3 separate regions of the Homo sapiens genome follow, and all the other regions are linked to region 2. A link is an interaction called in ENCODE POLR2A ChIA-PET data of the cell type or tissue named here. Cell type or tissue: MCF 10A. All regions are shown on one strand. Region 1 overlaps KRT86-AS2 (KRT86 antisense RNA 2). Region 2 holds the start of KRT80 (keratin 80). Region 3 has its middle 21 kb from the start of SMIM41-AS1.

What was found. Peaks named below come from ENCODE experiments on the same cell type or tissue, not always from the same donor. Only the 100,000 strongest peaks of a DNase experiment are listed, where the experiment ranks them.
Region 1: POLR2A ChIA-PET joins it to region 2 with 5 read pairs; 9 of 35 experiments call an interaction of 5 or more read pairs at or near these places.
Region 3: POLR2A ChIA-PET joins it to region 2 with 6 read pairs; 9 of 35 experiments call an interaction of 5 or more read pairs at or near these places.

The regions. Positions count from the first base shown.
Region 1 is chr12:52,269,773-52,273,772 of GRCh38, forward strand. It overlaps KRT86-AS2 (KRT86 antisense RNA 2), which reads right to left. Exons shown (of 2, transcript NR_199073.1): 2 at 2,965-4,000. Among named protein-coding and RNA genes, the nearest start is that of KRT86, 2.9 kb to the right of the region's middle. In MCF 10A, no CTCF peak of the experiment used is centred here; a DNase peak (open chromatin) is centred at 1,589.
Region 2 is chr12:52,190,264-52,194,263 of GRCh38, forward strand. KRT80 (keratin 80) reads right to left here and starts at 1,751. Exons shown (of 9, transcript NM_182507.3): 1 at 1,340-1,751. The coding sequence starts at 1,639. In MCF 10A, no CTCF peak of the experiment used is centred here; a DNase peak (open chromatin) is centred at 2,118.
Region 3 is chr12:52,137,545-52,141,544 of GRCh38, forward strand. No RefSeq gene overlaps it. Among named protein-coding and RNA genes, the nearest start is that of SMIM41-AS1, 21 kb to the left of the region's middle. In MCF 10A, CTCF peaks have their summits at 2,147 (motif pointing right) and 3,899; a DNase peak (open chromatin) is centred at 2,157.

The DNA of each region.
Region 1 (4,000 bases), 80 kb after region 2:
AGTCCCTGGTTGTTACTTTTCTCCTTCCATGACGTGCACTGCTCCTGTTGGTAAACTTGCTTGTTTTTCTCTTGTTAATCTGTCTGTTGTTGCAGGAGTCTGTCTCAACTACGAATTTATGTGGGTTGAGGAAAATTATAATTTCTCCCCTTCAGTAGGAAGCTCTTATTCTCTCCCTGTCCAAACATACTTGTCCATGTTCAAGATGTCAGTCACTTTACTGGATTAAAACATGCATTTAATCTTCTTTAAATACATGTGGATTGAATGAGCTGTAATCAAATCCACATGTTGTGGATCCTAAGGTCATCCTGATTTTTTTTTTTTTCTTTTGAGACAGGGTCTCAGCCGAGTACGGTGGCTCACCCTTGTAATCCCTTTGGAACTTTGGGAGACCGAGGCAGGTGGGTTGCTTGAGCCTAGGAGTTTGAGACCAGCCCAGGCAATATAGTAAGAGCTCATATTTACAGAAAGAAGGGATTGAGGCTGGGTGTGGTGGCTCACACCTGTATTCCCAGCACTTTGGGAGGCTGAGGCAGGTGGATCACTTGAGGTCAGGAGTTTGAGACCAGCCTGGCCAACATGGTGAAACCCCATCTCTACTAAAAATACAAAAAATTAGCCAGGCATGATGGTGCGTGCCTGTAATCCCAGCTACTTGGGAGGCTGGGGCACAAGAATTGCTTGAACCTGGGAGGTGGAGGTTGCAGTGAGCCGAGATCGTGCCACTGCACTCCAGCCTGGGTGACAGAGTGAGACTCCATCTCACAAAAAAAAGAAGGGATTGAGATTAAACCCCAAGATGGAGTCCCTCCTAGTCAGGGTGTCAGTCCCTCGCACAGACTACAGGGAAGCAATGCCATCTTCACCCCTGGAGATGGAGGTGAGAAGAAGCCATCCTCCTGGCTGCTCCCAGCTGGTAGGAAGCCAGTGCTGATTGGAGGTGGGGCTTTTTGGGACCAGCTCCCACCCCGACCAAAGGGTTTAACTTCTTATGGCTGTCTCTGTGCAGGTGTGAGCAGCTCCTTGGTGGGGTTGCCTGTGGGGGCCTCTTGGCCACCTGCACCTGCGGCATCAGCTCCTGTGGGATGGGGCCTGTGGCAGCAGCTACAGGAAGTGTTAAGTTGGCAGAGCTTGAGGATGCACCCAGCCCAGCCTCTCACCCTTGCGAGGGTCCCAGCTGGCCCTACCTGACCTTGTGCAGCCTGGTGGCAGGGCGCCACTGCTTGACCCACCCTGATCCACGTTGTCTGCTTCCCACTTCTTACTTCTTGTTGTGTGGGAATCTCTCTTCCTTGGCCCCTGCTGCCCTCAAGCTGAGAAAGGCTATTGAGAGGAGTGGCACGTAGCCCATGGGCATGTTCTGTTTGAGGATTCTGACCTGACTGAACCCACGAAGAGGATAGCCTCTCACCAACCATCTTTCAACCTTCTGCTTCCCTTGCTGTCTTGCTCTTCCCTTCCCTTCTCTGGTCTTCTTTTCCTCCTTGCTTCTTGCCTCCTTTAGAAGGCTAAAATTTAATAGACTGACAATACCAAGTGTGAATCAGCTGAAACTTTTGTGGAGTGTAAAATGATTGAGCAACTTTGGAAAACAGTTTGGCAATTTCTTATGAAGTTAAACATGCACTTATCAAATGATGCAGCAATTCCACTCCTGGGTATTTGCTCAAAAGAAATAAAAGCAGATCTATACAGAGACTTGTACATGAATTTTATAGAAGCTTTATTTATAATAGCCCTAAATTGGAAACAACCCAAATGTGTACCAGCAGATGAATGGATAAACAAATTGAGATATAGTCATACAATAAAATATCATTCAGCAACAAAAAATAATGAACTAGATTCATTCAGTGGTGATTAGATTGGAGCATACATCTGTCAAAATTTGTTGAACTGTACTTTTAGAATGTGTGCGCTTTATTGAGATACAATTGTATGCAAATTATATGTCAATTAAGTTGATAAAATAATGATTTAAAATGCATAAGATACTTAGAAATAAATCTAACACATATGTGAAAGACTTACACCTAGAGAAATATAAGCGTTACACAAAATGTTATAGGAAAGAAAAGATAAAGAAGACATAATTAAATGAAGAGCTATACCATGTTCTTAGATAGGAAGCTTTACTATCATGAATATGTTAATTATCCTTACAGTGATCTACAGAGTTGACGCAACTACACTCAAATTCCAAATGAAGATTTACATAATTCTTGACAAGTTGATTCTAAAATTTATGGGGAAGAACAAAGGTCAAGAACAGCTAAGGAATGATGAGAAGGAAGAAATAGGTACTCTCTCTTTCAGGGATTATAATGTATTATAGAGTTATAGTAATTGAGAAAGTATAGTACCCACACAAAAATAGACAAACTGACCAATGGAACAAAATAGCCCCTAAATTTATTTATAAATAAGTAAATGATTTTGTTGTAAAATAGAAGTGGTATGGCAGATCAGTAGTGAAAAGGACTATGCATTGGTTAACCACATGTAAAAAATAAAATTAGATCCCTGTTTTCTCTTATACACAAAATCAGTTTCAAATTAATTTAAATTACAAATGTCAAAAGCAAAACTTTAAGAATTTTAGAAGAAAATATTGGAGAATATTTTTCTGACCTTGGTGTAGAGAAGGATTTTTAAACATGTCACATAAAATGCTCAACATAAAAGATTGATAAATTAGATTACATTAAAACTAACAACTTTATTTTTCAAAATAGGTGATAAAGTGAAAAGATAAGCTGTAAACTTGATAATATTTGTGATATATGTAAGTGATATAATAGTAATACTCAGAAATATAAAGAACACTTATAATCCTTTAGAATACAGCAAAAACCCAATAGAAAAAAATGGACAAAAGAAAAGGAAATACACATGTAATAGACATTTAAAGAGATATTAAACTTTAACAGTAATCATGAAAATACAAAGCAAGACCAAAAATGAGATTGCATTATTTAATTGTTGAAAATTAAGACACATTAAAGAGGATACGAATCTTTTTCACATTGCTGAGCAAAGTGTGAATTGTTATAACAACTTTGGAAAATAATTTTATATTATCTTATAAAGTTAACACCTTTATAAGATTCTGACCATCCTATGAGTCAGAAGTTCTGTTTGTAGTTGTATACAAATCCTCACATATGTGCATCGGAGGACATGTAGAAAAATGTTCATGGCACCACCTTTGTAAGAGAAAGAAACAAAACAAAACAGTAATAGAATTACCTAAAGTGTGGTATAGTTACACAATGGAATACTATAAGAATGGAATATTAATATTATAATGGAGGAATACTAGCAACATAATGTTGAATAAAACAAGACCCTGTGTGACACACTTTTTATAAAAAAAGAACAAAAAAACTGAAACAAATATATATTGAGGCATATGCATGTATTTGATAAAGCTAAGAAAAAACAAAGGAATTATATCAACTTTAGGGAAGTGGTTACCTCTGGGGTGGTTAGGAGAGGACAGGGTAGGGAAGGAGCATGGAGCTAAATGTAAATTACTAGTAAGATTTTAGTTTTGGGATCAGTAAGTAGGTTCATGAGTATTTCATTTTCATTATATTATAATAATAAAGTAATATGCTAGTTATAAGAAATAAACTTAAAACATGAGGACATAAGTTGAAAGTAAAAGAATGTGTTAAGGTGATTGGTTAGATCAGATTGCCTTACACATAGTAGAAGTAAATGATTTTTCCATGAAACTTATTTCAGTAGATGTGGTGTATTTGTACGTAGGTAGTGATTCATGATACAACATATATTTCTTATTTAGAGTTGAGGTTAAAAAACAGTTTGACAACTAGTACCCCAAAGAACCTCTTGTTGAGGTCCACCAGCAGATATGTACAAGAAAGTTCATGGCAGCATTGTTTGTTACAACAAAAACAAAAAACACATGTGCTACCTATAGGAAAATAGAGATATATGTATATGTGTGTGTCTATATCTGTATCTATCT
Region 2 (4,000 bases):
ACCTGAGTTCAAATCCAGACTACCATTTGCTGGTTGTGTGATCTTGGGCAAGGCACTTAGCCTTGCTGGTCCTCAGTTTCCTCATCTGCACAGTTGGGAAAATAACAGCCACTGCAGGGTGGCAGTGTGGCTTGAATTTCATTGCATTTGCAATGTTCCTCCAGAGGGCAAGGCATAAGTAGATGCTCAATGCATGTTACTTTCTTCCCTCTGCCCCTCTCTGTGAGCTCCCACCTCATGGGGGAGACCAGCAACATGCAGAGGAACACAGAATCAGAGGCCAAGAGCAGACAAGGACTGAGCCAGGGGCTGAAGGCTGGACCTCTGGTTTACTGGCAGGTTCAGAAATGTACAGTTTTCCTTATCTGTGAAATGGACATAAAATTGTCTTCTCCCATAAGGTTGTTGAGAGAAATACAGATAAACCTGAAAAGCATCAGCACAGTGCCTGGCACATAGTAAGCAATTAACCAATGGCAGCTGGCACTATCATGATTATTCTTGAGGGTGCAGGAGGGTGCAGAGTCAGGAGGAGTTTCTTGGAGAAGATGAGTAAAGAACAGATTTGGGAAGTGGATAACTTCCTTGGGAGCTCCCTTGCCCTGGGAGCAGAGGTGGACACGAGTGCCCCAGACCTGTTGCAGGCCATGGGTAGTGGAGTCTAGGAAGTGTGGTTGTGATGCTGAGGATGCACCTCCCGCAGTCAGGAGGGGCGCAGGGTGCAGGAAGGCCCAACTGGCTTCCCTGTTCTGACTCGAGGCATCGTCCCCTGCATTCCTATCTCCTGACACCTGAGCTGCACCCTCACTTGCAGCAGTCTGGGCAGCAACCTCCTTCCAGCAGCCCCGCACTCACCCTCCACCCTGCTGGCTTTTCTGACTGGGGCAGCTGAGAGAGATGCTGTGGGACCAGAGGCTTGAGGGATAAACAGGAGCGTGGTGCCTGGGAGGCCATCTCCCCTGTCCACTTGCCTCAGAGTAGGACCGCAGAGCATGCCTCCATCAGCCATTCCTGCGAGAGGGCACCCCTGGCCACACTAGGTGGTCCTCCCCAGTCCCTGCCTGGGTGGTGGGTGACCCCAGGTCATGCAGCATGTTATTATCAACACATCCCTCAAAGGCCATCCTGGGGTCCCTTTCTCCCCACATGCCAGGATGGATCAGGGACTTCCCTCCCCCAGCCTCTGCTCAGAGCTAGCCTGTCGGGTTAGCAGTGCCATCTCCCCATTGGCTGGGTGCAGGGGTGGGGCGCGGTGATCGATGCTCAGGGAAACACAGAGCTCAGCTACCGGCCCAGGCCTGGCAGCCCTTCATGTTTGGGACCCCCTACTTGTGCTCACCTTGCCAATTAGGGAGGCAAATTTATCATTGAGGGCCTTCATCTCCTCCTTCTCCTGGTTCTTCAGCTGCTGAACAGCGGGGTCCAACTTGACATCCAGGGGCACCAGCAGGCCGGGGTTCACAGTCACCTTGGAGATAGTGCCAGCCGACCAGCAGCCTGTGAGGCTGCGGGAGCTGAAGCCCGGCCCGGGGGCCCTGCAGCTGTCCCATCCTGAGGTTCCAGGCCGGGGGCTGCCCACCGGGGTCACCTCACAGCTGCTGAGGCTGCTGAAGCCAACCACGCAGGAGCGGCAGGCCATGGTGCCCCCGGCCGGAAGCAGGAGGGCCCAGGGGGGTGAGCGAGTGAGCCTGGGGTTGCGTCGGGTGGCAGGCTCTGGTTGCTCTGGTCACAGCTGGGGCGGGCTGGGGACTGAGGAGCAGACACCTGTTGCACAGTGCTCATTAGCTGCAGGAGGGCGGGACGCCTCCCAGCCTGACCAACCTGTTGGATGATGTGGGTGCTCCCGCCCCTCCCCCAGCAGCATGTAGGTCTCCCTCCCAACAGGTATCTGCATTGCTTAGGGGGCTGGTCCACAGCCCCCTGCCCCAAAGAAAGCAGGCCTAGCTCTGGGGAGGGGGCCAAGGCTGGACTGGCCGGGTGGGTTGGGGGTGGGGAGTTGGCAAAAGGAAGGCCATTCAAGGGGGCAGGAGAGAAGAGAGAGCGCCTCACCGCAGACCTCACTGCATACTTGAAGGCTGACGTATCTGGGCTCACATACTTCTGGAAAAGATGAGTCAAGCATAGGCCTTGAGCTCCCGAGTGTAGGGCAGCTATCCTGGGCACCGTGCCAGCCTGGCACTGGAAAACAGCACTTATTATTTATTTTCTGGCTGCCAAAGAGTCTCCCTGGCTTATCTTCCCCCTTCCTTCTACCCCCTCTCCCTTCCTTCCTTCCTTCACTTTAACTAGCATTGATTGAGGACCTACTATGTACACCCTACTGTCTCAGAGGCTGGGAGGACATAGACGGTCAAGGCCAAGGAGCTCTCAGCATTGGAAATGTGAGACCTGGTTCAAGACTCAGCTGGACTGCTCACCACTCATGTGACCTCAGGCACGTTACTTGACTTTTGTCTTCATTTGTAAAGTGGGGATGAAAACACCCACCTCACAGGAGGTAGCATGTACAAAGCACTTGGTAGAGGACAGGGGACAAAGTTGGCCTCAATCAGTGGTACTGCCTTCCGGGTGCTGAGTCTAGCAGGGGCGATGGGTATGGCTGAATGCAGCTCTGCTCTGGGGCAATGAGAATCCCTGCCTTCCTCACACTCTTTCCTCCCCACTCTTCTTTCTCTTCTCTGCCTCCTTTGACCTCTTTTACACCATCTGTGAAGTAGAAATAGAAAAGACCCCATTTTGCCCCCACAGAGCCTCTGACAGGGCGGCAGAGGCCCACCTGGCCCAGGGCAATGCCTACCTTTCCACAGTTCCTGAGACCCCACTCTCCCACCCCAGGGGGTTACCAGCTCTCCCAGCCCTGCGTCTCCTTTCCTGGCCTGGTGGTCCTGATGTTCTGGCCCTGGTGGCTGGATCTGCATGTCTTTCCTGGACCTGGCTCAATCCTGCTCTGGGTGGCAGGGGCCAGAGCAGAGAGAGGAGTGTGTCTGGGAGAGTCACAGATGGTCAGAGATAGAAGGGGTAGCAGCCCCCTCTGGGCCCAGAGGAAGAGAGAGCCCCTGAGCGGGGAGAACCATTTGCCAGTCACATCGCGGACCCTGGGCCTCCACCTCCAGGGCAGACATCTTTTTCACACACTAGGCACTTCTGGCTCACAAGGGCACAGGACCCTGTCTAGAGGCCACGGGTCCATCCTAAGCCTGATCCCAGGATCTGGTGCCGGGTAGGGTAGCGAGGCACTGGTGGGTGACTGACGTGCGCCACGCTCCCCACTCAACACCCACGTGTGGGGCCACCTTGGCCTCCCACCGTCCTCACTCTGGCCTGGCATCCGAATGGCATGTGGTCAAGCACAGCACCTTGCCCCCCACCCGTCACCCCTGTGTACTCTGTGGGGAAGGGAGGGGGCAGCAGTGGCGTCTGGGCTCTGCCAAGGCCAGAATAACAGCTGATACATCAGATATGTCCCAGATGCTTTGCAGGAATTAGCTCCTCAATCCTGACAACCACCACTTGAGGTGGACACTTTAATTCTCATCACTCCAAATGACAGAGGAGGAGGCTCAGGGGGCTGGAGTGTCTAGTCTAAGGCCACACGATTATGATGGATGGGAACCTGGACAGTTGGGGTGAGGAGCTCTTTAATCTGAGCCTCTAAGTTTTAGGACCCCTAGAAAGGGTAGCGGGTTAGAGAAGGAAGCTGCCTTCTTACTGTCTGGGGTGCAGTTTAGGGCAGCCCCGCCACCTAATTCTCTCGGAGCCGAACGCTTTTTTCTCCCAAGTGCCTGTGCATGACTTAAATCTATTTCTTGCTTCCTTCCTTTGGCCTCAGTCAGCTCCTGAGAGTTGACAGGTCTTGGTTAATTGCCAAGTCCCTGGCTCCTAGGCTGGCTTTGCAGGGCTTGCCTCTTGGGCCCCACACCAGGGGGCTTTGCTTTCGGATGTCTTCACCTCCCTGGAGCAATGGAAGGCATGCTAGCCTGGGGCTCTGGGCTGGGGGAGG
Region 3 (4,000 bases), 53 kb before region 2:
GGAGAATTTTTTTGAGTGGGAGGAGAGGGCATGTGGGCTCCTAAAGGTTCCACCTTGTAGAGTGCAGCTTTCCCATCTAGCTACCTCTGGTCCTTTCAGATCTAAACTCCTAAGGGCGAGGGCTAAGCTTCTCTCCCTGCTTCTCCCCTCAGGGCCCAGTGGATGCTGTGCACACAAAGGTACTCAACGCATGCTGAACTGTCTGCCTCTCTCCGAGGGTGCTCAGTGGGCTGGAAGTAGTGTGGGCTGCGGGACTGAGAAAGATGTTGAGAGAGGACTGCGGGTTGGTGGTGAATGGAGCCAGGCAGGAAAGGGATGGGCACCCTTGGCTTTGGGCTGGTTAACTCCCATCTGCTCTGGCTGGGGGAGGGCCTGCCAAGTAAAACCCCTTGGCCTGGAGAGACTCACTGGCAGGACAGACCCATGGTGGGACTCCTTTCCCCCGCTGCTCACCTCCCCACACAGACCCACGGGTCTGCTCACTGGGCAGCTTCAGGGGTTCCCTGCCTCCAGTTGCTCCCTGCTCTGACCACACAGTACACAGCTGCAACACTGACTGGAGCACTCTCCTGCTCAAACACCACCCATGGCTCCCTGCTCTCGCTGGGTCAAGGCTAAACTCCTTCAAGGGCTGCTGTCATGGGGAACTCAGCTACTTCTCCAGCCTGAGAATACAGGATTCCTTTTCTAAAATCCTTCCCCTTCTGGCTGTTCCCCAAACCTCTCCCTGGATCCTCTCCCTCTGGGATTTTCCTGACACTGTTCCCTCCTTCTAGAGCGAGTCTCTTCCTTCCAGCAAATCAAACTCTAGCCATCTTTAAAGGCCTGGCTTTATGCCTTTCCCTCTGAGCAGCCTTTCTGGATTTCCTAAGGTGGAAGCGATCATTTCCCAAGATCTTCCCGAGGAGGAGGTGATCCCCCATGTCTCCCCTATGATGCCTCCCACTTTCTATCTTGTCTGTTGCTGTCTATGGGCAGGACTCATTTCCAACACAGAGGTCATGCTCTGTTGGAAGGAGACACGTCCACCTCACTCCTAGATTCCCAGCAGCTCACACAGGGCTTAGCATGTAGTAGGTGTTTACTAATTATTTTTCAAATGAATAAACTACCCCATGCAGCTCTGTACACTGAACTCCAGCAGCTCCACGGGCAGAGTTCTAAGGCTGGAGTTGCATGTAACTTCCTGATCTGCTCTCTGGGCTGATTTGATTTGCCGGTGGGTGGTGCAGAGCCACAAACTGAGCTTTCCCTGTGGGCTTCTCCTCCAGGGCTGTTTGTGGTTCCTTGTGGGTGCTCTGTTCAAATGCATGATACAGAGTTGGTCCGAAATGGAAAGTTTGTCTTAAAGAATTAATACACTTTAAACAATATATTTCATATCTATAAATATATGCAAAGTTTAATATAATGAATATCTATGTATCCACCACCCAGCTTAAGGAAGAGTGTTGCCAGCATAGTGTGTGGATACCCTCTCCTTTTCCGGAGTCCTGATAAGGTCACTCTTTCAAGTTTGCCTGACACCAGAAACAGGTACAACTTAGCTGCTCAGGGACTATATGAGTCCTTCTGCTAAACTACTGGGTTTCAGAACTCTTTTTTGTTTTTTTTGTGGAGCGGAGCCCAGGTTGGAGTGCAGTGGGGCCCGGAGTGCAGTGGGGCGATCTTGGCTTACTGTAACCTCCGTCTCCTGGATTCAAGCGATTCTCCTGCCTCAGACTCCCGAGTAGTTGGGATTACCAGCATGCACCACCATGCCCGGTGTATTTGTATTTGTAGTAGAGACGGGGGGTCTCACTATGTTGTCCAGGCTGGTCTTGAACTCCTGACCTCAAGTGATCCGCCTGCCTCAGCCTCCCAGAGTGTTGGGACTACAGGCCTGAGCCACTGCGCCTGGCCGGGTTTCAGAACTCTTAAAGTCACCTACATTCATACTAAAAAGGAGATGGGACCCTTGAACAAACAACAGAGTTTTAGTGGCACCGCTCTGCAGCGGGCTGTCTTCTGACGAGTAACTTTAGGAAGCAGATCAAGTGTGCAGTTTTGAATGGCACCCCATAGTGGGGAGGTGAATGGCGCTGGGGATTCTGGGTCTCTGCCCCAGGGCCCGGTGCCACTGCACTGAAACCTCTGCAGTGTACGCTTCTGTCCCTAGATGGCACTGCTGTACTGTGCCCCTTCCCACCTGGTCCAGGTGTTCTGGGAAAAAGAGGCATTTTGTATTTTGGAGACAATGGAAGAGATAAATGCTTTAAATTGAAAGGTGGAACTCTGGCCCAAACTTCAAACCGGCAGAGCTAGGTGCTAATTTCAGCTGGCTGCTCCTCTGAGCATGGCTCCAGAGTTCACATTCTGATCCACTGACAGGATCTGCATGACTGGGTTGGTTGCATATGTGAAGTAAACAGAATAACAGAACCCGACCTATCTAGGGCTTTGGGAATAATGAAATTATTTGCTTTATATAAAGTGCTTAGAACAGTGCATATTACATGGTCATTGCTCAATAAAGTTCAATATTCTTTTCTTTATTCTTTTTTTTTTCTTGAGATGGAGTCTCTCTCTGTAGCCCAGGCTGGAGTGCAGTGGTGTGATCTCAGCCCACTGCAACCTCTGCCTTTTGGGTTGAAGTGATTCTCCCACCTCAGCCTCCTGACTAGCTGGGATTACAGACGTGTACCACCATGCCCGGCTAATTTTTGTATTTTTAGTAGAGACGGGGTTTCACCATGTTGGCCAGGCTGGTCTCAAACTCCTGACCTCAAGTGATCCACCCTCCTAGGCCTCCCAAAGTGTTGGGATTACAGGCGTGAGCCACTGCAACTGGCCTCTTTTCTTTTTTCATTTGCATTGTAGTGATCTATCTGAGAGAGTACCCTCTCTCCCCGAGGGCAGAGACCATAGCTGGCTGCTGATACCTGTGTCCCATGGGCCCAGAACAGAGGAAGTGCTTCAGAAGCTAGTTCTCTCTCCACCCTGCCCCTATCACATGGAGGAGGGGGTCGCTGCATTCCATGTGTCTTCCATGGAGACCAGGCAGGATCTCCTGCCTGGAGAGAGCTGATGGGTGGGCAGATTTGCAATCTGAGCTGTTCAAGAATGGAAGGGGCTTCCTGGTGAGGAAGTAACTTACTGGGCACTGGCAGTGCACAAGCAGAGTGCACTTGCCACACAGGATGCTGCAGAGGAGACCCTGGTTTCAGGCTGGACTGAGCAGTGCTGTCCTATCTGGAGGTCCCCTCTGTGAGTGAAATGCTAATTCACTATTGCAGGAGCTGTCATGCTTCCTGAGGTTGTGAGAGAGATGGGAAGGGGTGGGAAGATCTGAGGGAATCAGGAGGAGAAAGTGCCCTGATTCCAGAGAGCAGGAGAAGGTAAGAGGCAGCTCTAGGCCTTTATCCTCCCTGTCAATATGTAGGAATGGTCGGGCTTCAATATTGGGTGGGGTGTAGGTGTCTGCGGGTGGGCCCTTGACTTTGGCAGGGCCTGTGGTCAGCTTCTGGGTGAAAGCTGCCATCTGTGGGCCCCTCGTCTCCCCATCATTCACCCTGCTCACTCTGTCTTCTTCTGATGGTCTCTGGATTCGTTTGAGTGTCTCCTCTGCCCTCGTGGTTGCCCAGACCAGATGCTTGGCCATCCCCTCCAATGCCTCCACTCCTCCTCCCCACCCGAGTCCAACAGGCCTACTGGGAGACAGAAAAGTGATTTCAAGAAAGTGTTAAGGTGATCTACTGGCCTCTGCCCTTGCCCCTGCAGCAGGGGTCCTGCTGAATCCTTAATCAGGTCATGTCACTTTGCTATGTGCCCCACTATGCTATGATGTGCGTCTTCTGGTCTCAGCAAAGGAAAGCCAGGTCTTAATGTGAGCCTCTCAGGCTCTCAGCCCCCATCTCCCACAATGCTCTCTCCATCCATCACCCCTCCCACCCTCAACCACATGGCTGGCTCTCCCGCCTCCTTCAGGTCTTCAGAGACATTACCTTCTAGTGAAGCCTTC